Regions from separate parts of the Homo sapiens genome. Here all the other regions are linked to region 1. The links are chromatin contacts, found by Hi-C or POLR2A ChIA-PET in ENCODE. All regions are on one chromosome and are shown on one strand. Each heading gives the region's core, a stretch centred on a gene start or an enhancer-like site at or near the end of the contact. The rest is flanking DNA. Distances are from core to core; before and after follow the strand shown. Region 1 holds the start of PBRM1 (polybromo 1). Region 2 holds the start of TKT (transketolase). Region 3 holds the start of RPL29 (ribosomal protein L29). Region 4 holds the start of ABHD14B (abhydrolase domain containing 14B).

Region 1 (5,250 bases), core at 102-2,601:
TCGATGATGTTCTCGAACCTATTAAAATAAAGAGATTTTGTCTGCTTACAAAAATATCTTTATACTTAAGCAGAATTCAAGTGAGAAACCAATCTGGCTGCAATTTAGTTATGCCTATAAAATGTCCTAGGAAAATGGAGCTTTAATTGGAATCTTACAAAGTAATGCATATGTAAGTATAAAACAGCAAGAAATTGTAACTAGAAGGCTCTCTATGCAGAGATTAACATGCTGAACAAATTTAGAGACTTATCACCAAATCACTGCACTTTCTCACAGCTGCACTCCTGATGCCTAAGAGCTTGTGCCCATGGTCAGTCTATCCAATGCCATTTCCCAAAACCAAATCACATTAACCCAGACTTTCCCGCAAAGGAACAGGGCAAAATCAGTTTAGCAATGTGTTTGGTACAGCTCTCTCAAGCACTACACTTACCTTTTTTTGGATTTTATACCGCTTATGGCAGGTCATGCGTTTACTTGCTTTCTTTAACTCTACAAAGAAACACATCACAAATCTGTTAACCCAAATGATTAGTTCTGGGTTAACGCACTATGGAGTTATATCCTTTTCTTGTGTTATTGGCTACCAAACCTAACGTTAAGTCTAATGCGAAATGCCTAATGCAAACATACGTGCTACTTTCAAATCCCAGAGAATTAAATTCAGTAGATCCAGAATGGAGTCAAAATTCCCTGCACTTACCCTCACAATATTAGAATGGGATCATACACAACAGCGTATGAGACACAAAACGACAACCACTTCGTGTCAAACAGCACGAATCATAAGGCAGGAGAGGAACACTGAGTCTGGGAGGCGATTCTCAGCTCTCACCTGGGCCAGTCTGCACGTGGCCACGGAAAGAAAATATTGGGCCTCAAACCTGGCTCAGACGCTGCTTCCTTACGAAAATCTAGCCTAGTCTTCCCCACCCTCTGCCCGGCTTCGTTCCGCAGAATGAGCCCGCGCGGTTAACATGATCGCCGTAGGGACTTCCAACTCTCGGTTCTACCAGGAAATAGGGCCAAGGCCTACGCGTAGGCTCCCACCCCCATACCAGCAGAGACAAAGCCGTAGCCGTAGAAGAGCGTCGTGGTGGCTGCAGCAACTTCCAGACGTGGGTCCCTCCACGCCCGCCTCCCGACCCCACTTACTAGGCCTTTTCATATTGGCTGTAGAAGGAAGCACAAACACATCAACCTGCCTCCGCTGGCGCCACGTGTGAACTGAAGCCACTGACGAGCGTCACGCACTTACGCTGCCGCCGTAAAGTGCGTCACCGCCTCTCTGCGTGCGCGGGCACGCAGTGTCGCGCGGAGCAGGGATCGCTTGGCGGCCGCGGGACTGGTTTTGCGGCGGCACCGGGAGGGGTAAGGGAGGTGAGGGCGGCGGGTGCCGAAGCGACGGCAGCGGCCGCGGCCGGAGGAGCAATAGCAGCAGCCGTGGCGGCCACGGGGCGGGGCGCGGCGGTCGGTGACCGCGGCCGGGGCTGCAGGCGGCGGAGCGGCTGGGTAAGGCCGGGCCCAGGGCGGGTGGGGCCGCTCCCCCTTGGTCAGCTGCCGGGCCTTTGTGTGGGCCCGGGCGGGCGGGAGCCGCGGCGGAAGCCCCGCCCCGGCCGTGGGGACGCGCGGGTCGGGCCGGGCGCGCGGGGTTGGGCGGGGCGCGGCGGCTGGCCTCCGGATGGGCCCAGTAGCCTTGTCGCACCTGCCGGCAGGGACAAAGGCGCACTACGGGTCGGAAACTCCCCGCGCTCCTCTTTCCCGCTCGTCGCGGGGCAGCTTCAAAGCTGTCAACGTTTCCCTCAGTCCCCAATACCAGTGACAGGTCGGGAAAGTCCTTCATTTCCTCCGTTGCTCAGGGCCTCTTTTTTTTGTTGTGGTTTCTTGACGGTTCGACACAAACTCTTAGTGATTTTCTTTCCGTATTTTTTCCGGGTATTTTAATCAATGGGACTTGTATTTATAGTAGAGGCCAGATATTTCAGCTTCTCAACACCACAAAGAATCCGGGATTTTGGGAACTGTGTATATTTCTTGGTTTGGGGAAGCACAGTTTTGTTATTATAATAAGTTTTAATTTAAAGGGGAAGAAAGAGTTGCAAAAATATAGAAAAAGCCCTGAAAAATAAGTACACGGTATAGTGGATATAGAAATTCTTACAATAATTATAGAAGCGTATGTTGGGGTGAATTGTTTTAATTAACTTACTTTCCAACACAGGATTCTTGACAAATAATTTTAGGTATTATTTTTTTCTCCATTTGGCTATGTGCTTTTCCCCAAAAAGTGCAAATTGGACTCATGCACATAAAAGAGTAGCATAATTTTTGCTTTATTACTTACAGGTCGCCCATATTTGATTTTGAGCTCCAAAATGGAAGATTGGAAAATATGTTTTGAAGAGGTGTTTCAAATTAAAACAATAAAGAGTTTATGTGTGGATGAATGGAAGGGCCTTGACCGCTTTCTTTGGCTTTGGGAATGTACAAAATACCTCAAATGTTAATATCCTACCAAAATTCCCAAGATAAGTAAATTGTGGTGTATCTATATGATAGATTACTATCAAGTCATCAAACATCATGAGGAAGAATGTTGACTTGGAAGAACCTTCACTAAAACACAGGCTGTAGAATAATATATGTGGTTTGTTAACATTTTGGTAAAAAATAATAGGTAACTAAGGCATAAATACCAAAAACCGAATGACAACGTTAAGAGTGGTTTTTTTCTTGGAAGTAGGTTTATAGGTGTTTTTTTTCCTTTGAGTCCTGTTTTCCAAGATTTTGTTTTAAACATGTATTGTATTGCTAAATATTACTAGAAATATAGGAGAGGGCTAAAGTTCATAAACGGTCGAAATACACTGTTTGTCTATAGTAAGTCGATATTCTCCCAGTTGCACATTATTAAGTATTCTTAACTGTCCACTATAAATTATTGATTGTTAGACTTTTGAACTTGTAACTGTAATCAAGGCCATTTTAAAACTTGGCATTGAACTCTGGAATCTGTCTTTCCTCTTCATGGAAAGACAAAATTGCTGAAGGGATGCTTACAGGCATTTTTTTTTTTTTTTTTTTTTTTTTTTTGAGACAAGGTCTGACTTTGTTGCCCAGGCTGGAGTTCAGTAAAGTGATCATGGCTCACTGAAGCCTTGTGCTCCTAGGCTCAAGCAGTCCTCTCACCTCAGCATCCCAAGTAGCTGGGATTACTGATGTGCAGCACCACACCCAGCTAATTTTAATTTTTGTAGAGAAAAGATCAATCTATGTTATCCAGTCTGGTCTTGAACTCTCTGCCTCAAGCGGTCATCCTGCCTCAGCCTCTCCAAGTGCTGGGACTACAGATATGAGCCCCTGTGCCTGGCTGAGGACTTTTAAACTATACAAATAAACTTTTTTTTTTGAAGGTCTCAAGTGCACTTTTTTTTTGTTTTTTTTGGAGACAGTCTTACTCTGTCCCCCAGCCTGGAGTGCAGTGGCGCAATCCCAGCTCACTGCAATCTCTGCCTCTCTGGTTCAAGCAATTCTCGTGCCTCACCCTCTCGAGTGCCTGGGATTACAGGTGCATGCCACCACCTTGCCTAGATAATTTTTTGTATTTTTGATAGAGACGGGGTTTCACCGTGTTGGCCAGGCTGGTCTTGAACTCCTGACCTCAGGTGATCTGCCCACCTCAGCCTCCTAAATTGCTGGGATTACAGGCATGAGCCACTGTGCCTGGCCCTAAGTGCACTTTTAATACATTTATTAAAAGATAAACTGAGCACATAACCTATACCAAATACTATCCTGTAAGACAGGTCTACAAAAATGAATATGCTGTTCCTGTGCCTGGGGAACATGCAGAAGTGATTTCACTTTATGTTGTTTTTTTTTTTTTCTTGAGACGGTCTCGCTCTGTCACCCAGACTGGAGTGCAGTGGTATGATCTCGGCTTGCTGCAACCTCTGCCTCCTGGGTTCAAGCAATTCTCATGCTTCAGCCTCCCAAGTAACTGGGTTTACAGGCATGCACTGCCTCAGCCAGCTAATTTTTTTTTTTATTATTTTTTTGAGACAGAGTCTTGCTCTGACGTCCAGGGTGGAGTGCAGTGGTGCCATCTCGGCTCACTGCAACCTCCGCCTCCCGGGTTCAAGCGATTCTCCTGCCTCAGTCTCCCAAGTAGCTGGGATTACAGGTGCGTGCCACCAAGCCCAGCCAATTTTTTTTGTATTTTTAGTGGAGACGGGGTTTCACCGTGTTAGCCAGGATGGTCTTGATCTCCTGACCTCAGGTGATCCATCCGCCTTAGCCTCCCAAAGCGCTGGGATTACAGACATGAGCCACCGCACCCAGCTAAATTTTTGTATTTTTCTTTAGTAGAGACAGGGTTTCACCACGTTGGCCAGTCTGGTCTCGAACTCCAAGTGATGCACTGGCCTCGGCCTTCCAAAGTGCTGGGATTACAGGCATGACCCACCACTCCCGGCATTACGTTCTTATTTTAGAGATGAAACAGATCTGAGAGGTTACATCAACTAATCAGACAACATCAAGCTGATAATCAGAGGTGGAAGACTTAGGACTCCTATTCTGGTCTTAGGAGCAAAGGTCCTGTTGTTTCTCCCACCTTATAACATTGCCCTTCTTGTCAGACTTTCAAAATACATTTTAAAATGTGTCCCATGGATAAGAAAATACTTGAAAATTATCCTTAAGTTGAAACTTTTTCTTATCTTACCAAAGTAAATTAATGATTCAAGGATATTGGGATATTGTGTCATCCGAACGACATACACATGCTGATAATGTATTTTTTTGTCATTTGATTTTCAGTGGATTATTTATAAAAGTAATTTTGAACTCCTGCCAAAATGGTTGGCCCTTTTTTTTTTTTTTTTAACCTTGTCAAATTTTTATATGGTGTCTCCAATGCAGATAGGACTTTTGGAAATAAATGTTCTTTCTCTGAATTTTTTTTTTGTGGGGGAGGGTGTTTTCCAGACCTTTTGCTCACATGAGCCATTCTTGGTTTGTTCCAGCTTGCCAACACTTGGTGTCACATGTGAGCCTCCCACATGTATTCACTCTCCATTCCAGCTCTGTGATTGAACTCTGCTCTTATTGACTAGGGGGCAGTTGGGCAGGCATGCCTCATTCCTGGAATTGACAGTCATTCCTAATGTGAGTAAAGGGGAACCTCAATGAGACATCTTTAAACATATGAAAGCATTTGGTTTTAAAATGGAAGAACTGTCAGGT
Region 2 (4,991 bases), core at 1,338-3,837, 570 kb before region 1:
AGTGGGGAAACCCCGCAAGACCTGTGTGTCCTGACTCTTCTTGACCTCTCTGTGAAGCTCACTGTCTGGTAAAAGGGCAGACTCTTGAAACCTTTTGAAAACTCTGTGCCATCCAACTCTGTGGCCCTTAGGACAGTGGCTCCCTAAGGGAGTGGCCTCAATTTCCCCATCTGCCTAACGGGACTCATCCTTATCACTCTGCACCCACTCTGGTCTTCCCTCCTCATGGGTATGGGACAGAACCCCTTCTCATGGGGGTCTAATGACCTACAATTACACGAGGTAGGTGAGAGAACTTACTTATGGCCAGCTCCAAGACAGACCGGCAGGAGAAGATCCTGCCATGGGGAGAGAAAGGAGCAGGTGAAAGGAAGGTAGGAGAAGGCCTGAGAGACTCTGTTTCTGGGGTCTGCTCCTGAGGTCTAAAGCACCCCAGTGGTATAACAAGGGTTGGGGGCAGTTCTAAGCCAGGGGCCTGTATATGCATATCATAGTATCACAGGCCCCATTCATGTGGAACACCAGGAGGAGAGAGAGCCTCCCTGAGGTCCCTGGAGCTCCAGGTGGTGGGGAGGGGACAATTTTCTTTCCATTACTCCTAGGTCCCCAGAGCCATGGTGAGTTCTGTGCCATTGTCAGAGACCAGAGTGATAAGGATGAGTCCCATTAGGCAGATGGGGAAATGGAGTCCACTCCCTTAGGGAGCCACTGCTCTAAGGGCCACAGAGTTGGAAGGCACAGAGCTTTCAAAGGGTTTCAAGGGTTTGCCCTTTTTCCAGACAGTGAGCAGCTTGAGGGCAGAGGTGGCACCTGCCAGGCATCTGAGGGTGGCACACTGTGGGGCCCCCCTCCAATCCTAGCCCATAGCCCTCACCAGCCAGACACCATAGGGCCAGCCTCTGCGGGCTGGGCCAGCAGGAGCCAGGTGCTATGGGATGCCATACTTAGGGTCTGATTGGGCATCTGGGGGTCAGGCCAGCAGAGGAGCACCTGGAGGCGAGCTGGGGGACTCACTCAAATTCAGTCAATCGCCTCATGAGCCAGAGCTCTCTGAGTATGGGCAATGCAGGGAGGACACAGAGGACACAGGGCGGCCACTGGTGCCTCTTGGATCTCTCAGGGTTTTAGCTCCCTGCCCAGCCATCCGTTTGAGGGTCTTGCCTTTATCTTTCCTCTGTCAAATGGAGCTTCTTCCTCTGTAAAATAGGCATTGTAGGCAGTATGTACCTCACTGGCCAAGTGTGGTGGGCAGATTGAATGAAACAGTGTCTGTGATGAAAGTCCCCTCCCTAATCCCACTCTGGGGAGCTTCATACCTCTGGGAACCATGGGGTCTGATAACAGTAGTGGTGGGTGCCCCTGTCCCTACAGACCTGGAAGCAAACCCAATAATCTCCCTAAAAGTCAGTAGTGTTTCTAGGCCCTAATAATTTGTAAAGGATCTTCCCCTAGTAATTTCTCAGTTATCATCACCTGGCATTGTCATGGCTACCACTATCCTATTCTCATTTTCAATAATCCCCATCCCCTGTGCAGGGCTCTAAAGCCCTGAGTGGCTGGGCATGGTGGCTCATACCTATAATCCGGCACTTTGGGAGGCAGAGGAGGGCAGATGGCTTGAGCCTAGGAGTTCAAGACCTGCCTGGGTAAAGTGGCAAAACCCCATCTCTACAAAACATACAAAAATTAGCCGGGCGTGGTAGTGTGTACCTATGGTCCCAGCTACTTTTGAGGCTGAGGCAGAAGGATCACTTGAGCCCAGGAGGCTGAGGCTTCAGGCAGCTGTAATCACTCCACTGCATTCCAGCCTGGGTGACCATGGGTGACCCCGTCTCAAAGAAAAAACAAGTTTTTTAATTATTAGAAAAAAGAAATAGGGCCTGGTGCGGTGGCTCACCCCTGTAACCCCAGCACTTTGGGAGGCCGAGGCGGATCACCTGAGGTCGGGAGTTCAAGATCAGCCTGACCAACATGGAGAAACCCCGTCTCTACTAAAAATACAAAATTAGCTAGGTGTGGTGGCGCATGCTTGTAATCCCAGCTACTAGGGAGGCTGAGGCAGGAGAATTGCTTGAACTCAGGAGGCGGAGGTTGTGGTGAGCCAAGATCATGCCATTGCACTCCAGCCTGGGCAACAACAGCGAAACTCAGTCTCAAAATTAAGTCCTGCAGTCTCTTGGGCCTGGGGTTGGTCGGCTGGGGCCAAGCCTGGCACCCACCAGCCTTGTGACCTTGATTGCCCTTGCCAAGCCTCAGTTTGTCCATCTCTAAAATGGGATTCGCCGTGACAAGTCCACGGAGGACTGTGTGGAGGAGGGAGACTGAGAGGCTTTCGAGTCAGGAGCCCAGACTCGAATCCTGAGTTGTTCGTTATGTTATTATTATTGGTGTGTGTGGTTAACTGCTAACCTCGCAGTCCGCAGCGGCCCAGCGCCTAGGGGAGGGGAGCGGGCAGGAGGCGGCCCCAGGCGGGGCGGGGCTGAAGGCCTGGGGTGATCCGAGCCCCGCCTCCTCCCCCTGCCCCGCCTCTCCCATCCCCGCCCCGCCCCGCCCGGCGACTTAACGCGCCCCCGCCCCGCGCCCGGCCTCGGCAGCCGCCTGTCGCCGCGGGAGCAGCCGCTATCTCTGTGTGTCCGCGTGTGCGCCCGGTCCCCGCCTGCCGCACCATGGAGAGCTACCACAAGCCTGACCAGCAGAAGCTGCAGGCCTTGAAGGACACGGCCAACCGCCTACGTATCAGCTCCATCCAGGCCACCACTGCGGCGGGCTCTGGGTGAGTGCGCGGCGCCGGCCGGGGACGCGGCTCGGGCGGGGCGGGGGGCGTCTGCGGCGGCCAGAGTCGCCGCGGGCTCTGGGTCGCGCTGCGAGATGCCTAGACGAGGAAGGTGGCCCGGGCGCCGTCGGAGGGCGGAGACGCGCGCCTCGCAGGGCCCCGGGCTGCAGGCGGCTTCCGCTGCGCCGCACACTCGCCCTACGCCCGGGCTCGGCCGCGTGGGCCTCTGGTCCTCCGTGCGCCTCAGGCCGGCTCTTCCCCACGCGGATCGCCGGCCGCGCAGCTGCATGGTGGCGCGGGGGATGGGCTCGCGACTCGCCAAGTACCCTCTAGGGTGATGCCGGGAAGGCCACCATTACTGCTGTTCTACAGAACGCGGCCCTCTTAACCCTCTCCACCACCTGGCTGTGTGGGCGCCGCCGGGAGTGTTCCCCCTTCCAGATGGGGAAACGGAGGCTCCGAGTTAGTCAGCTACCCAAAGTTACACACAGGGAGATCTGATTTGAGCCCCAGCAGTCCGACTCTAGAGACCCTGTTTTTAATTCCTCTTGCAGGAGACTCGGGGGCCCGGCCTTCTCCCCACCTCAGACTACGCTCCCCTACCCCTGTCTCCTGCCACCCCTGGGTTGGGTCCGAGTTTGGAGCAGGGGGCTGCTGAGACGCCAGGCAGCGGCGGGGCTGATTGGGGGAAGAGGGGAGGAGGGCGGTGGCACGTGGGTGCAGAACCCTGGGATCCATTGTGAAAAGGAGGTCTAAGATTTGACCTGGGGCGGGAGGAGGCGGAGGGCAAGGAGACTGAGAAGGCTGAGCGCCGGAAGGACGGAGTTCCAGGGCCCTAGCGCCGGGAGTGACGTCCTGGGGCAGGGCCAGCCACCAGGTGCTGTATCTCCCAGGCAGGAGCTGGCGTGCCTAGGCCCCAAGATCCTTCCCTGGCCAGCCCTTTTGGCCCAGAAGGTGGACACCCAAGGAGCCTCCTCTGTAGCGGAGACAGGGATAATTAATGAGGGCCACCGTGCATGCAGCTGGAGGTGTCCAGTGGGGTGGGTGAGGGGGTCAGTCAGTGAATTACTTCAGAGCCTGCTTCCCGCTCTGTAAAGCGGGGACAGTAATGGCACTTAACCACGCTGGGTGGTTTCAAGGACTCCAGTGCTCTACTTGGAGGCTGCTTTGAGGCCACAGTGCCAGCAGTGCTCCGGGCTCATGACAGGGTTGTGAGGGCTGCGTGATGGATGATTTCTCGGGACCTTCCCAAACAAGCTCTGTTTCAGACAGACAAGATTCTGGCTTCTGGCCAATTTCATTCAGGATATATTATTAAGAAGTAAATCTGTTCACCTTTCTGGGTGGATACGCATTCACCCTTTGTGCCTCTAAGACACCCTGTTCTCAGAAGGGATTAGATGTCTTTCAAAGCCCTTCCCCCACCCACTGCCTTGCACACTTTGGACCTGTTAGCTCTCCTGGGTTTGTGTCAGTCTTACCACTTATGTGGGGTATCCCCTGCCTGGGCAGGGACCTGGCTTACTCTCAGCTCCCCTTTCACCAGCCTGGCACACGGTAGCTCTGCAGGCCTTGTATTGCTTATTTGGTACTGTTGGACCTGCTACCTTTGGCCGTTTCAGGGGGTCTGAGGTCTAGCTGGAGAGAGGCAGCAATTACCCAACTAAGTAGTATTGCACATCTGAGCATCTTTCAGGGCTAGATAAAACATGCAGATGTTTACAGGGTTCCTGAGCTGCCAAGTAGGTATCTGGTATGACACAGCATCATCGTTTGTTGCATCCTGAGAATAACCCTGTGAGATAGATTGTGTTGTATTCACATTTTATAGACGGGAACACTGAGGCTAGTGTGTTAAGTTACTTGCCCAGGCTGGGAATTGGTGGCCATTCCGTACTGTCTGGTTGGGGCTCATGCTGTCAGGAATGCTTCTTGGCAGGGCATGGTGGTTCATGCCTGTAATCACAGCACTTTGGGAGGCCAAGGTGGGAGGATTGCTTGAGCCCAGGAGTTCCAGACCAACCTGGGCAACACAGTGAGACCCCATAGCTTAAAAAAAAAATTTTTTTTTTGAGATGGAGTCTTGCTCTATCGCCCAGGCTAGAGTGCAGCAGCACAATCTTGGCTCACTGCAACCTCTGCCTCCCAGGTTCAACTGATTCTCCTGCCCTAGCCTCCTGAGTAGCTGGGACTACAGGCATCCGCCACCGCACCGGCT
Region 3 (5,473 bases), core at 2,906-5,405, 690 kb after region 1:
GCCTTGTGCCCAAGGCATTTGAGAGAGACCTGGCTTATGCTCTGCTGAGTCCAGATAGTGGCTCTGCCCAAGTCTACTCCATGGAGGAGGCAAGTGGAGCCCGGCCTCCAGGCAGATTTGAGATGGAGCAAGAACCACTCACTCATGGAGGGTGAGAGTGTGTCAACCCTAGAGGAAAGGTTAAGTTCTTTGCCTTTTTGTATGTGTGTGCCAGAGACTCCATTGACATATGGTGATATTTATTGACCTCTTCTCAAAATAATGTTTCAAAATATGTAAAATAGATTAAGATTACAAAAGATTTTCATGAGCAGAGAAAGATGTCCACAAATTATGACTAAATGCATAAAATCAGGTTACAGAAGAGTTCATATAGTGTAAGTTTCCATTTATGAAAGAGAGGAGTGAAAAAGGGAGGGAGGAAGAAAAGAAAGAAAGGAGGGAGGGAGGGAGGGAGGAAGAAAGGAAGGAAGGGAGAAATAAAGAAAACTATCCCTAGAAAGAATACTATCTTTATAGACATGGATGACCCTACCATCCATCCCACTTTGAAAAGCATGACAGGGACTAGGCGTGGTTGGTCACGCCTGTAATCCCAGCATTTTGGGAGGCCAAGGTGGGTGGATCACTTGAGGTTAGGAGTTCAAGACCAGCCTGACCAACATGGTGAAAACTCATCTCTACTAAAAATACAAAAATTAGCTGGGTGTGATGGCAGGCGCCTGTAATCCCAGCTACTCAGGAGGCTGAGCCAGGAGAATCGCTTGAACTGGGGAGGCGGAGGTTGCAGTGAACTGAGATCGTGTCATTGCACTCCAGCCTGGGCAACAACAGCAAAACTCTGTCTCAAAAAAAAAGAAAAAGAAAAGAAAAGCATGACAGGTCAGTGGCTCCAGGTCATGGTCCCCTTTGGCTCCTGGACAGGTCCCCTCAGGTCACAGCCAAAGTTCCTCATTCTTGTCACTGACTCCCCCTTGCCTAACAGCTGGGATTTAACTCTGGGCCAATCCCTAACACAGCCCCAGTGGTACTGCATGACCATCGTCCATCTCTGAATCTGCCTCCCCCGTCAGACCGTGGCTTTCTGCTCACTGCTTTTTCTGCCTCTGTCGTAACAGTCTAGCTAAACCAAGTCACTACTCACTTTTTAGGAGCTGCGGGAGTCGCTACCCAGCTGGAAGGCCACATAGCAGGGCAGCCTGGTTCTTTTAAAGTCATCACAGGCTGGACATGGATTACAGGCTCACGCCTGTAATCCCAGCACTTTGGGAGGCCAAGGAGTGTGGATCACCTGAGGTCAGGAGTTCGAGACCAGCATTGCCAACATGGTAGAACCCCGTCTCTACTAAAAACACAAAAATTAGCTGGGCATGGTGGCAGGTGCCTGTAATCCCAGCTACTCGGGAGGCTGAGGCAATAGAATCGTTTGAACCCAGGAGGTGGAGGTTGCAGTGAGCCAACATCGCGCCATTGCACTCCAGCCTGGGCAATGAGAGCAAAACTCTGTCTCAAAATAAATAAATAAATAAATAAAATAAATAAAAGTAAATAAATAAAGTCATCACTGCCCCCGCTGTCAGCCTCTACCCTGCTGGCTTCTCTTTCTCAAGGATGTGGCAGTCAGACCTCCTCCTCCCTGTCCCAGTCTCCACAGCCACCTCTTCAACTTCCTGAGCTGAAGTCCTGACTTGCTGTCAGGCATCACACCACCCCCACCTCCTGTAGCCCCTGTCTTTGCCCACCAGGTTCTCTACCTGTGCTCAGCACCCCACAGGGACTTTATTCCTGCAGAGACACTCTCCTCTGGGCTCAGCTGTTTCTTTCTTGGCACCAGATCATCCATCAGTATATAAGCCTGCTTTTCATTCTCCCAACTCACACCTGTCAGAATTCTCTCCCCTTTCTCAGGAATGCTTTGGTAATGAGTCATCCACATGTCCTGCCTCCACAACCTCCTTTCCGCTTCACTCCCTAAACCTCTGCAGTATGCGTCTGTCACTCCACGAACCTGGCTTGTCAAGGAACGTTCACTGGGCATGTGTTTATTAAGCTCTTGCTCTATCTACATTATGCTGAGTTAGGCAGTGGGAAAATGAAGGTGATCAAACCAGTCCCAAACTCTGGGCTCCTATGATAATGGACACATACACAACTAAGTAAACAATGCAATTAGAGTCTGGGAAAGTTCTATAAAGAAAGCAAACCATGGCCGGGCACGGTGGCTTACGCCTGTAATCCCAGCACTTTGGGAGGCCGAGGCGGGCAGACCACCTGAGGTCAGGAGTTCAACACCAGCCTGGCCAACATGGTGAAAACCCGTCTCTACTAAAAATAATTCTTTAAAAATTAGCTGGGAGTGGTGGTGTGCGCCCGTAATCCCAGCTACTCAGGAGGCTGAGGCAGGAGAATCGCTTGAACCCGGGAGGCAGAGGTTGCAGTGAGCTGAGATCGCACCACTGCACTCCAGCCTGGGAGACAGAGTGAGACTGTCTAAAAAAAAGAAAAAAAAAAAAAGAATAGAAAAGAAAGGAAACCATGAGAGGACACAGAATCACTGGTGAGATGAGGCAGTGGTTCTCTATTTTAGATAATGGAGTCCAGGGAGGCCTCTATAGGAAAGAGCACACCATCCAAAAAGCAGGGAGAAGGGCAGTCCAGGTGGCTGGGATAGCAAGTGCAAAGGTCCTGAGGCAGAACACACATTTGTGGTTGGCAGGAAAGAAAGGCAATGCGTTTGGAGAGAAGTAAATGACAGAGGTTGTCAGGGTCAAGTGGGTAAAGAATTGATCTTCAATGCAAGGGGATGTCCTTGCAGATTTAAGGGACAGGATCTGATTTGTATCTTAAAACAAGTCCCCAAGCCCCACTGCCGTGTGGAAAATGAACTATAGGGGGAAGAGGTGGAGAAGGCAACAGAGTTGTTAGAGGCAACAATTTCTCAATTCTGATGTCCAACAGGCATCTCACATTTAATGCATCCAACAAAAATATCTGGCTCATCATTCCCCCTCAAAACAAAACAAACAAAGCCCCTGCTCCCCACTCAATCTTCCATCTCTGTAAACAGCCCACCATTCACCCAGTTGTCAAGCCAAAGACATAGGGGCTATCCTTGCCTCCTTTTTCTCCCTCATCTTCTGTGTCCCAAGTCCAGTACTCTTTCTTTGTCCACTCCTCTGCATTCCCACTGTCCTCCCTCAGGTCCAGGCAGCCCTCTCTCCTTCCTCCCCTCTGCTCCTTCTCCACGAAAGAGTCAGGCGTGCTTTTCTTTTTTTTTTTTGAGACAGAGTCTCGCCCTGTAGCCCAGGCTGGAGTGCAATGGTGCGATCTTGGCTCACTGCAACCTCCACCTCCCAGATTCAAGCAATTCTCCTGCCTCAGCCTCCAGAGTAGCTGGGATTACAGGCACGTGCCACCACGCCCCGTGAATTTTTTTTTTTTTTTTTTTTTTTTTTTTGGATTTTTAGTAGAGATGGGGTTTCACCATGTTGTCCAGGCTGGTCTGGAACTCCTGACCTCGTGATCCGCCCACCTCAGCCTCCCAAAGTGCTGGGATTACAGGGGTGCTTTTAAGAACACAGATCGGCCAGGTGCGGTGGCTCACGCCTGTAATCCCAGCACTTTGGGGGACAGAGGCGAGCGGATCGCGAGGTCAGGAGTTCGAGACCAGCCTGGCCAACATGGTGAAACCCCGTCTCTACTAAAAATGTAAAAATTAGCCGGGCGTGGTGGTGGGCGCCTGTAATCCCAGCTACTCGGGAGGCTGAGGCAAGAGAATCGCTTGAAACCGGAAGGCGGAGGTTGCAGTGGGCCGAGATTGTGCCACTGCCCTCCAGCCTCGGTGGAAGAGCGAAACTCCGTCTCAAAAAAAAAAAAAAAGAAAAAGAACACAGATCTTCTTGCCCAACAACATCCCTCAAGGACTCCTTTCTTTTTCAGTATCTTGAATAAGACTTAAGAGACAGGTCCTGGAGAAACAGAGAAGGGAGGAGGCAGCCTGAAGGGGGCGGAGGCAAGCTCGTAGCACCGCCTCCACGTCTGGCTTGCGTTCTTCCGGGCTTCGGAACTTTTCTTCGCGGAGCCTGGGGAAGCTTTTCCAGTAGTACTTTCCGGCGTTGTTGACCCTATTTCCCGTGCTGCACCGCAGCCCCTTTCTCTTCCGGTTCTAGGCGCTTCGGGAGCCGCGGCTTATGGTGAGTGTTGGCCGCGCGGCATCCGATGCCATCCGCGACTTACGGGTGGCGGCGGGGCGCGGGCTGCGGAGAGGACTGGTGACCGACCGTGTGTCTGTCGGGAGCAAAAGCTGCGGGGTGGGAATGGTGCTTCTAGGTCCTAGGAGGGGGATGGCAGGGAAAGCCACTTTATTGGGGAATGCAGCTTTCCGGGGGTAAGGAGTTGATTTCAGGGCATCATTACCTGGGTTTGGGAGGCCAGGACTGGCGTTTGGTCGTGCAGAGTAAGCCGAGACTCGTGGAGGCTGCACATTCTCTGCCTGCAGGCTCATTCTGACCAGAATGGGGGGGGCAGAGGTGGCCCAGCCTGGCGAGCCCTTAACCCTGATCTCCACTTTTGTCTTCCAGGTGCAGACATGGCCAAGTCCAAGAACCACACCACACACAACCAGTGTAAGTTTTTTGGGCCCTGCCTACATCCCAGACCCTGGCAAGGACTGGTTCAGGCAAACTGGGACAGAGATGAAGGGGCACGTTTCCATTGTGGGCCTGAGGCTGATTGATTTCACCCAGTAATAACTTTAGGGTTTATAGGTTTAGAGATCTACTTGAGATACAGAGTGTTTTGCATTTAGTAGTAAGGGTTTCCCATATCTCAAGTGTAGCTGCTGTAGGAAGTGTTGGTTCTCCCAGACTTGCCAGCTGTGATGTTGGGTGGTCTTATTAGAGGAAAGTTCTTTGTTGGCTTAATTCCCTTTTTTTCTCCCACAGCCCGAAAATGGCACAGAAATGGTATCAAGAAACCCCGATCACAAAGATACGAATCTCTTAAGGGGGTGAGTGCACTGAATCACATGGAAGTGTCTTTTCTTGGTTCCAGGTGCACAGTCAAGGCCTCTCATGTAGTTTTTCTCTAGCTTTGGCTTCTGCCTGAGCACAGCCTAACTGGCCCACCCAAAGCCTGCAATTCCTTTTTCTACCCTACCAGACCCATAATAAAGCTTTCCTTGGTCTCCACAGCCTGAAGTGTAACCCTCTGGTCAGGGTGTAACCTGCCTCCTGAGGGCAGTTTGGCTATCTCCCTTGCTTGGCAGTGGCACTTAGGGTAAGGAGTGGCCTTGTCTGAGTGCGTGCAGGGCACATTCCCACACTGACCAGCCTTATGACCTCCATCTGACCCAGTGCTGGAGTTGGGGTCAGCTTCTCTTCCTGTGTCAGGGGGTTCTAAGGATTAGCTGAGAAGGCTGGAGGGTCTAGGGGAGAGCTGAGCATGTCCCCAGTCTGTTCCTTCCCTTTACTTT
Region 4 (5,855 bases), core at 1,496-3,995, 710 kb after region 1:
TTAGATAATACCGTGGACTGGATCAGGGCTGTCCCTGTCATTTCTTGGGCCTAGGATGAGCACGCCTGCTTCCTTCCAGGAGTCCAGCAAACACATCTTTATTTTATTTTTATTTTTCTGAGACGGAGTCTTGCTCTGTCGCCCAGGCTAGAGTGCAGTGGTACAATCTCGGCTCACTGCAACCTCCGCCTCCCGGGTTCAAGCAATTCTCCTGCCTCAGCCTCCCGAATAGTGGGATTACAGGCTCCCGCCACCGCGCCCGGCTAATTTTTGTATTTTTTAGTAGAGACAGGGTTTCACCATGTTGGCCAGGCTGTTCTCGAACTGCTGGCCTCGTGTTTCACCCGCCTCGGCCTCCCAGAGTGCTGGGATTACAGGCGTGAGCCACCGCGCCGGGCCAGCACATCTTTATTGAGTGCCAACTGGGCGCCTGCCCGAACTAGGAGCCGGGGGCCCGTCTTGGTTCCTATTCATCCCTCCGGGATGTTTTGGGGATGTTTCCTGAGCCCGCATCCCCAGGCTTCGGGGTCGGGGGGCTTGTGAGCCACAGCAGCAGCCGCCTTTCTGCTGTTTCTGGAAAACCAGGACCTAGTGGAGGAAGAGCGCGTTCCTCTTTTCTTCCAGACCACTAACAACCTCAGACGCGCGTCTCTAACTGGGCGTTAGTCCAGATTCCCACCGGGCGCGAGGGACATTTCCTTGCTGCCCACTCGGGGCGCCCCCGCGCTTCTCCAAAGCGGGAAGGGCGGGGCTTAGGCTGTTGCCTTGGCAACCGAGGGTGCCCGCAGTACTAGGAAATTGTAGTGGACCTGCAGCTGGCCGCCTGCGGGGGTTTGCGGGGGGCAGGGTAAACTGTGCCCGGGTTAGGTCATTGGAATATGCGTTGACAATGACACACAGGTGCACACACGCACAAATACGAGTCTTGCCCCCACACGCTTTTCTTTTGCACAAGCTATTCCCTGCATGTACATGCAGCCTCTTTGCACACACACTGGCCCGTGTGCAATTAATCCCTTGTAATGGTACCCTCTACATCACGCACACAGTCAGGCATCAGGAAGCCAGAGAGACTGATGGAGATGCACACTTTGAAAACCACAGGCTGATCCTCAGAAATACTCAAGCACGGTCATACACACAACCGTAAGACTACACATTCACACAAGAAAGGCACATGCACAGGAAAGCAGACACGCACACACACACAAACCCCCAGAAATGCACACACGCAGACAGGTAGACACATACCCTTAAAATCACACGCACACAGAAATACACTCGGAAGACATAACGCTGACACAAGCAGGCAGACATCAACGAACACACCCCCCCCCCAAAAATATAAGCGCGCAGAAACCCACTGACGGACACCATGCAGACACACAAGCGTACACATACACCCAGACCCCCAAGAACATATGCAGACCCTGCGCGCGCACACACATTACACGCGCGCACATGCACATTCGCGGCCCCAGCGTCTGCTTCTTCCGCGGGACTCTGCCCCGGGGCGCCGGGGCAAGGGGCGGGGTAAAGACGGCCCTCCCCTGGGCCACCGGCCGGCCTCCCTCCCCCGGGAGACTCACCGGGCCCAACGGGATGAGCGGGCGGGCCCCGCCCAGGCGGAACCAGCAGCCGCACAGCGCCCCGACCATGGCTGCCTCCGCAGCTCCGCGGGCCGCTCCGGCTCTAGGCGGCCAGGAGCGCGGCCATCTCGGCGCGCCTGCGCACTCCGCAGCCGCGGGCCTGCAACCCAGTTACCGAGTCGTCTGCGTGGAGGGGGTGCTGGGGGCAGAGCCCCAGCGCTCTCTGGCCCGCTCCCCGCCCAGATTTTCGGAACTGTTTTTGGCTTGAGAGCCGGCGGAGAGCCATGTGGCTTCTTCTCAGTGGAACATCTCCACCCTGGCTCAGTTCTCTGGCCTGTATAATGGAGTTAAGGATAAAACCCACCGCACAGGGTTGTCCTAGGTTCTTAAGGACGGGTCAAGCCTCAGAACAGTGTCCGGAGCAGAGGCCTCGTTGTGTAAATGCCAGATATTGTTATGCAGCAGCTCCAGGTCTTGGCCGACCCACTTTCCTGACTCCTACCCACTCCTCCCCACCCCCTCCCCGACGCACACCCACGGTCAGAGCCTGGGCTGGCCCTGGGCTCGTTCACGTCTACTCATGGCGCCTGCCCTGGTTGGCGATGTGTTACCAACGTCTGGCCTGTCCCAGCCCAAGGCTCCGCGTGGCGACCAGGCCCAGCACTGGGAGGCTGTGCAGAGCGTGGCGTTTACTGCTTATTGCTACTCTGCAGAGGTTGGCAACATCTGACCCGCTCTACTGGCAGGAAACAGGCTCGGGGGCATTGGGAAAACGATCAAGGCCACTTGGCTGGACACTGGCGGAGCCTCGCACTCAAACCTGTCGGGCCTCAACTCCGTGCCAGGCCAACAAGTTGCCCTGGGCAGTTCAAGCTGGGGATAAGGGGGATGGGGAGCAGGAAGACAGCAGCAAGGATGCGATCCCGAAGGAACTTTCCTCCTCAGACTGCTCCATGTCCATGTGGGGCAGGTCGCTGAAGAGTTCGAAACCGTGCTCAGCACCGCGTTTGGGGCATGTGAGACCGAGAGGCTTTGGGAAACTGACGCCGCTGTGAGAACGAGTTTAGCGGAGTCTATGGACGCTGCGAGCTTGTGGCCACAAGAGGGCGCCCCGGAGCACGGCCCAGTCCCCGCCCCCGCTGGATGGGGCCCGGCCTCTTCCCAGCGTTCCTCCTCCGGCCCCAGGTCACCGCCAGCACGCGCCTGCTTCCCGTCTGCGCGAGTCCACGCAGCTCCCCAGGTACCCGCCCTGCACTCCTGACCCTTTCTTCTCTCCAGTCAAAATCCAACCCCACCTACCCCAAGTCTTCCTTTCTCGGATCCCTGGGTCCCCTCCTTGGGAGTTGCCACCATTCCCTCCCGGTGCTCCCTTCCAGAGCTAGCGAGCCAGAACCGTAGTCCGCGGAAGCAACCTGACCGCGAGGTCAACGCGTTGGGCCCCAGGTGGCAGCGCGTTGAGCACCCCGCATCCCCGGCGGGTCGCCTTTCCCACTGGGCGCTTCGGTTTCCGCCTCTAGAAAATGGGCTTTCCGGTGTGGAAGCGCGCCTGTGGTTCCAGCTACTGGGGGTGAGCCGGGAGGATCACTTGAGCCCAGGAAGGTCAAGGCTGCAGTGATCCATGATTGCGCCACTGCACTCCAGCCTGGACGACAGAGCGAGACATCTTCTCTTAAAAAAAAAAAAAAGAAAAAAAAAAAAACCGAAGAAAATGGGCTTTTAGTTCCGGCGCGGTGGCTCACGCCTGTAATCCCAGCACTTTGGGAGGCCAAGGTGGGTGGATCACTTGAGGTCAGGAGTTCCGGACCAGCTCGGCCAACATGATGAAACCCCGTTTCTACTAAAAATATAAAAATTAGGCCGTGCACGGTGGCTCACGCCTGTAATCCCAGCACTTTGGGAGGCTGAGGCGGGCGGATCACGAGGTCAGGAGATCGAGACCACCCTGGCTAACACGGCGAAACCCCGTCTGTACTAAAAAAAAAAAAACAAAAAATTAGCCGGGCGTGGTGGCGCGTGCCTGTAGTCCCAGCTACCCGGGAGGCTGAGGCAGGAGAATGGCGTGAACCCGGGAGGCGGAGCTTGCAGTGAGCGGAGATGTGCCATTGCACTCCAGCCTGGGCGACAGAGCGAGACTCCGTCTCAAAAAAAAAAAAAAAAAAATTAGCCAGGCATGGTGACGCACGCCTGTAAACCCAGCTACTCGGGAGGCTGAGGCAGGAGAATCGCTTGAACCCAGGAGGTGGAGGTTGCAGTGAGCCGAGATCATGCCACTGCACTCCATTCTGGGCAACAAGAGTGAAACTCTGTCCCAAAATAAATAAATAGAATAAAATAAAATAAAATGGGCTTTTTACCCCAATTTGGGCTCCCTCTGGCCTGCATTGACAACTCATGACCTGTAACTTACCGTTGATTGAGCACTGAGCCCTTACTACGTGCTAGGCATGGTACATGCATGGCCTTATTTAATCCTATCAACCACCTATGAGCTAGTACTATTGAATTATCCCCATTTATAGAAAAGGATAATAACGATGAGAATAAGAACAGTAATTGTAATGGAGCCCCACCACATATTGAGGTTTTACAGCAGGCACCCCCACTGATAATTTTTCTGTTTTTTGTTTTTTTGAGATGGAGTTTTTCTCTTGTTGCCCAGTCTGGAGTGCAATGGCGCGTTCTCGGCTCACTGCAACCTCTGCCTCCTGGGTGCAAGCAATTCTACTGCCTTAGCTTCCCAAGTAGTTGGGATTACAGGCGTGTGCCACCACAGCTGGCTAATTTTGTATTTTGAGTAGAGATGGGGTTTCTTTCTGCATGTTCATCAGGGAGATCTCGAACTCCTGACCTCAGGTGATCCGCCCGCCTCGGCCTCCCAAAATGCTGGGATTACAGGCGTGTGCCACCGCGCCTGGCCTAATGAGAGTTACATGTGACCATCAGCTGGCTCTTTTTTTTTTTTTTTTTTGTGACCGAGTCTCACTCTGTCACCCAGGCTGGAGCACAGTGGCACGATCTCGGCTCACTGCAACCTCTGCCTCCCGGGTTCAAGCGATTCTCCTGCTGAGTAGCTGGGACTACAGGCACGTGCCACCACACCTGGCTAATTTTTTTTTCTTTTTAGTAGAGACGGGGTTCCACCATGTTGGCCAGGGTGGTCTTGAACTCCTGACCTCAGGTGATCCACCCGCCTCGGCCTCCCAAAGTGCTGGGATTACAGGCGTGAGCCACCATGCCTGGCCGATAATTTTTCTTAAACTTTTAATTAAATTGCTAATTCTTGAAGTTGGCTTTATTGTTCCCATATTTCAGATCAAGAAGCTGAGGCCCCAGGTTACACACTAAAGTAAATGGCAGAGGCAGAAATAACACCTATGTCCTCCTGACCCCAAGGCATGTTCTTAAAGTTCTGGAAACCTCCTGGAGGCTTCCTTGCTGCTCCTCTGGGACTGCCACCCTGGGCAGGGTGTTCTGTGGCCCCTCATCATCGTGGTTTTGAACCACAGGCCCTTCACCAGCACAGCAGCAGCAGGCATGGCAGCAAGCGTGGAGCAGCGCGAGGGCACCATCCAGGTGCAGGGCCAGGCCCTCTTCTTCCGAGAGGCCCTGCCCGGCAGTGGGCAGGCTCGCTTCTCTGTACTGCTGCTGCATGGTATTCGCTTCTCCTCCGAGACCTGGCAGAACCTGGGTACACTGCACAGGCTGGCCCAGGCTGGCTACCGGGCTGTGGCCATTGACCTGCCAGGTACTTAAGGGGCAGGCTTCTGGGCAGGGTTTGGGGAGGTCTCATTAGGGACAGGGCCAGGTTCCTATAACATGTAGCCCCTCCCCACTCCAGGGGTGGGGGCGGTGGGATCTGGAGGACCCAGCCAGGCTGGGCCCTGAACTTGACAGCGTTTGGTCAAGCACACTGCAAGGGCCTCTGAGCAGTCTTGATCCAGATGTGGTCCTCACCGCCCAGCTGCTCCTCACTGTTACCTGGGCATTGTCTCAGTGTCTCTGAGCCTCTGTTTCCTCATCTGCAATGGGAGATAACCACACTCATGTTTTGGGCTCGCTCTAATGAGAATGGAATGAGATAATCCATGTGAGTATGTGGCTAGTACCTGACACAGAGTAATCGGTGCTCAGCCAATTGGAAGTAAAGTATTTTGACTGAATAATAACCATAGGCTTTTGGAAGCCCTAAGGAGTGAGACCTGAGTCTTCTGGGGGACAAGGCAGGGCCTGGTGGGTGGCCAGGCCCCCACTTGTGATCCCACATGC

The links. A loop is a pair of places that touch in the nucleus more often than their neighbours do. ChIA-PET counts read pairs that join two places held with the same protein, here RNA polymerase II (POLR2A). Pooled maps may share reads with other maps.
Region 2: a loop to region 1 is called in a map with no recorded cell type, with 11 times the contacts of the local background. The contact joins the promoter of TKT here to the promoter of PBRM1 in region 1. A Hi-C loop is called at or near these places in 1 of 37 single-sample maps with no recorded cell type and 8 of 50 pooled maps. POLR2A ChIA-PET finds 5 or more read pairs at or near these places in 1 of 52 experiments (T-cell).
Region 3: a loop to region 1 is called in a pooled map, with 10 times the contacts of the local background. The contact joins the promoter of RPL29 here to the promoter of PBRM1 in region 1. A Hi-C loop is called at or near these places in 1 of 168 maps with a recorded cell type or tissue (sciatic nerve), 1 of 37 single-sample maps with no recorded cell type and 12 of 50 pooled maps.
Region 4: a pooled map shows a loop between it and region 1 (5-fold over the local background). The contact joins the promoter of ABHD14B here to the promoter of PBRM1 in region 1. A Hi-C loop is called at or near these places in 1 of 168 maps with a recorded cell type or tissue (sciatic nerve) and 14 of 50 pooled maps. POLR2A ChIA-PET finds 5 or more read pairs at or near these places in 2 of 52 experiments (HCT116 and activated T-cell).

The regions. Positions count from the first base shown.
Region 1 is chr3:52,682,014-52,687,263 of GRCh38, reverse strand. It overlaps PBRM1 (polybromo 1), which reads left to right and starts at 1,351. Exons shown (of 32, transcript NM_001405607.1): 1 at 1,351-1,515. It overlaps GNL3 (G protein nucleolar 3), which reads right to left and starts at 1,232. Exons shown (of 15, transcript NM_014366.5): 1 at 1,159-1,232; 2 at 437-495; 3 at 1-18. The coding sequence starts at 1,171. RefSeq lists enhancers at 1,005-1,074, 1,069-1,757 and silencers at 1,395-1,544, 1,615-1,764.
Region 2 is chr3:53,253,618-53,258,608 of GRCh38, reverse strand. It overlaps TKT (transketolase), which reads left to right and starts at 2,587. Exons shown (of 14, transcript NM_001064.4): 1 at 2,587-2,773. The coding sequence starts at 2,667. RefSeq lists silencers at 1-36, 2,301-2,990 and an enhancer at 1-36.
Region 3 is chr3:51,994,577-52,000,049 of GRCh38, reverse strand. It overlaps RPL29 (ribosomal protein L29), which reads left to right and starts at 4,155. Exons shown (of 4, transcript NM_000992.3): 1 at 4,155-4,193; 2 at 4,581-4,625; 3 at 4,944-5,008. The coding sequence starts at 4,589. RefSeq lists an enhancer at 4,051-4,210.
Region 4 is chr3:51,970,939-51,976,793 of GRCh38, reverse strand. It overlaps ABHD14B (abhydrolase domain containing 14B), which reads left to right and starts at 2,745. Exons shown (of 4, transcript NM_001146314.2): 1 at 2,745-2,829; 2 at 5,096-5,334. The coding sequence starts at 5,124. It overlaps ABHD14A-ACY1 (ABHD14A-ACY1 readthrough), which reads right to left and starts at 1,730. Exons shown (of 17, transcript NM_001316331.2): 1 at 1,590-1,730. It overlaps ABHD14A (abhydrolase domain containing 14A), which reads right to left and starts at 1,730. Exons shown (of 5, transcript NM_015407.5): 1 at 1,590-1,730. The coding sequence starts at 1,658. RefSeq lists silencers at 527-821, 1,427-1,806, 2,637-2,806, 3,027-3,176 and enhancers at 2,407-2,586, 2,620-3,556.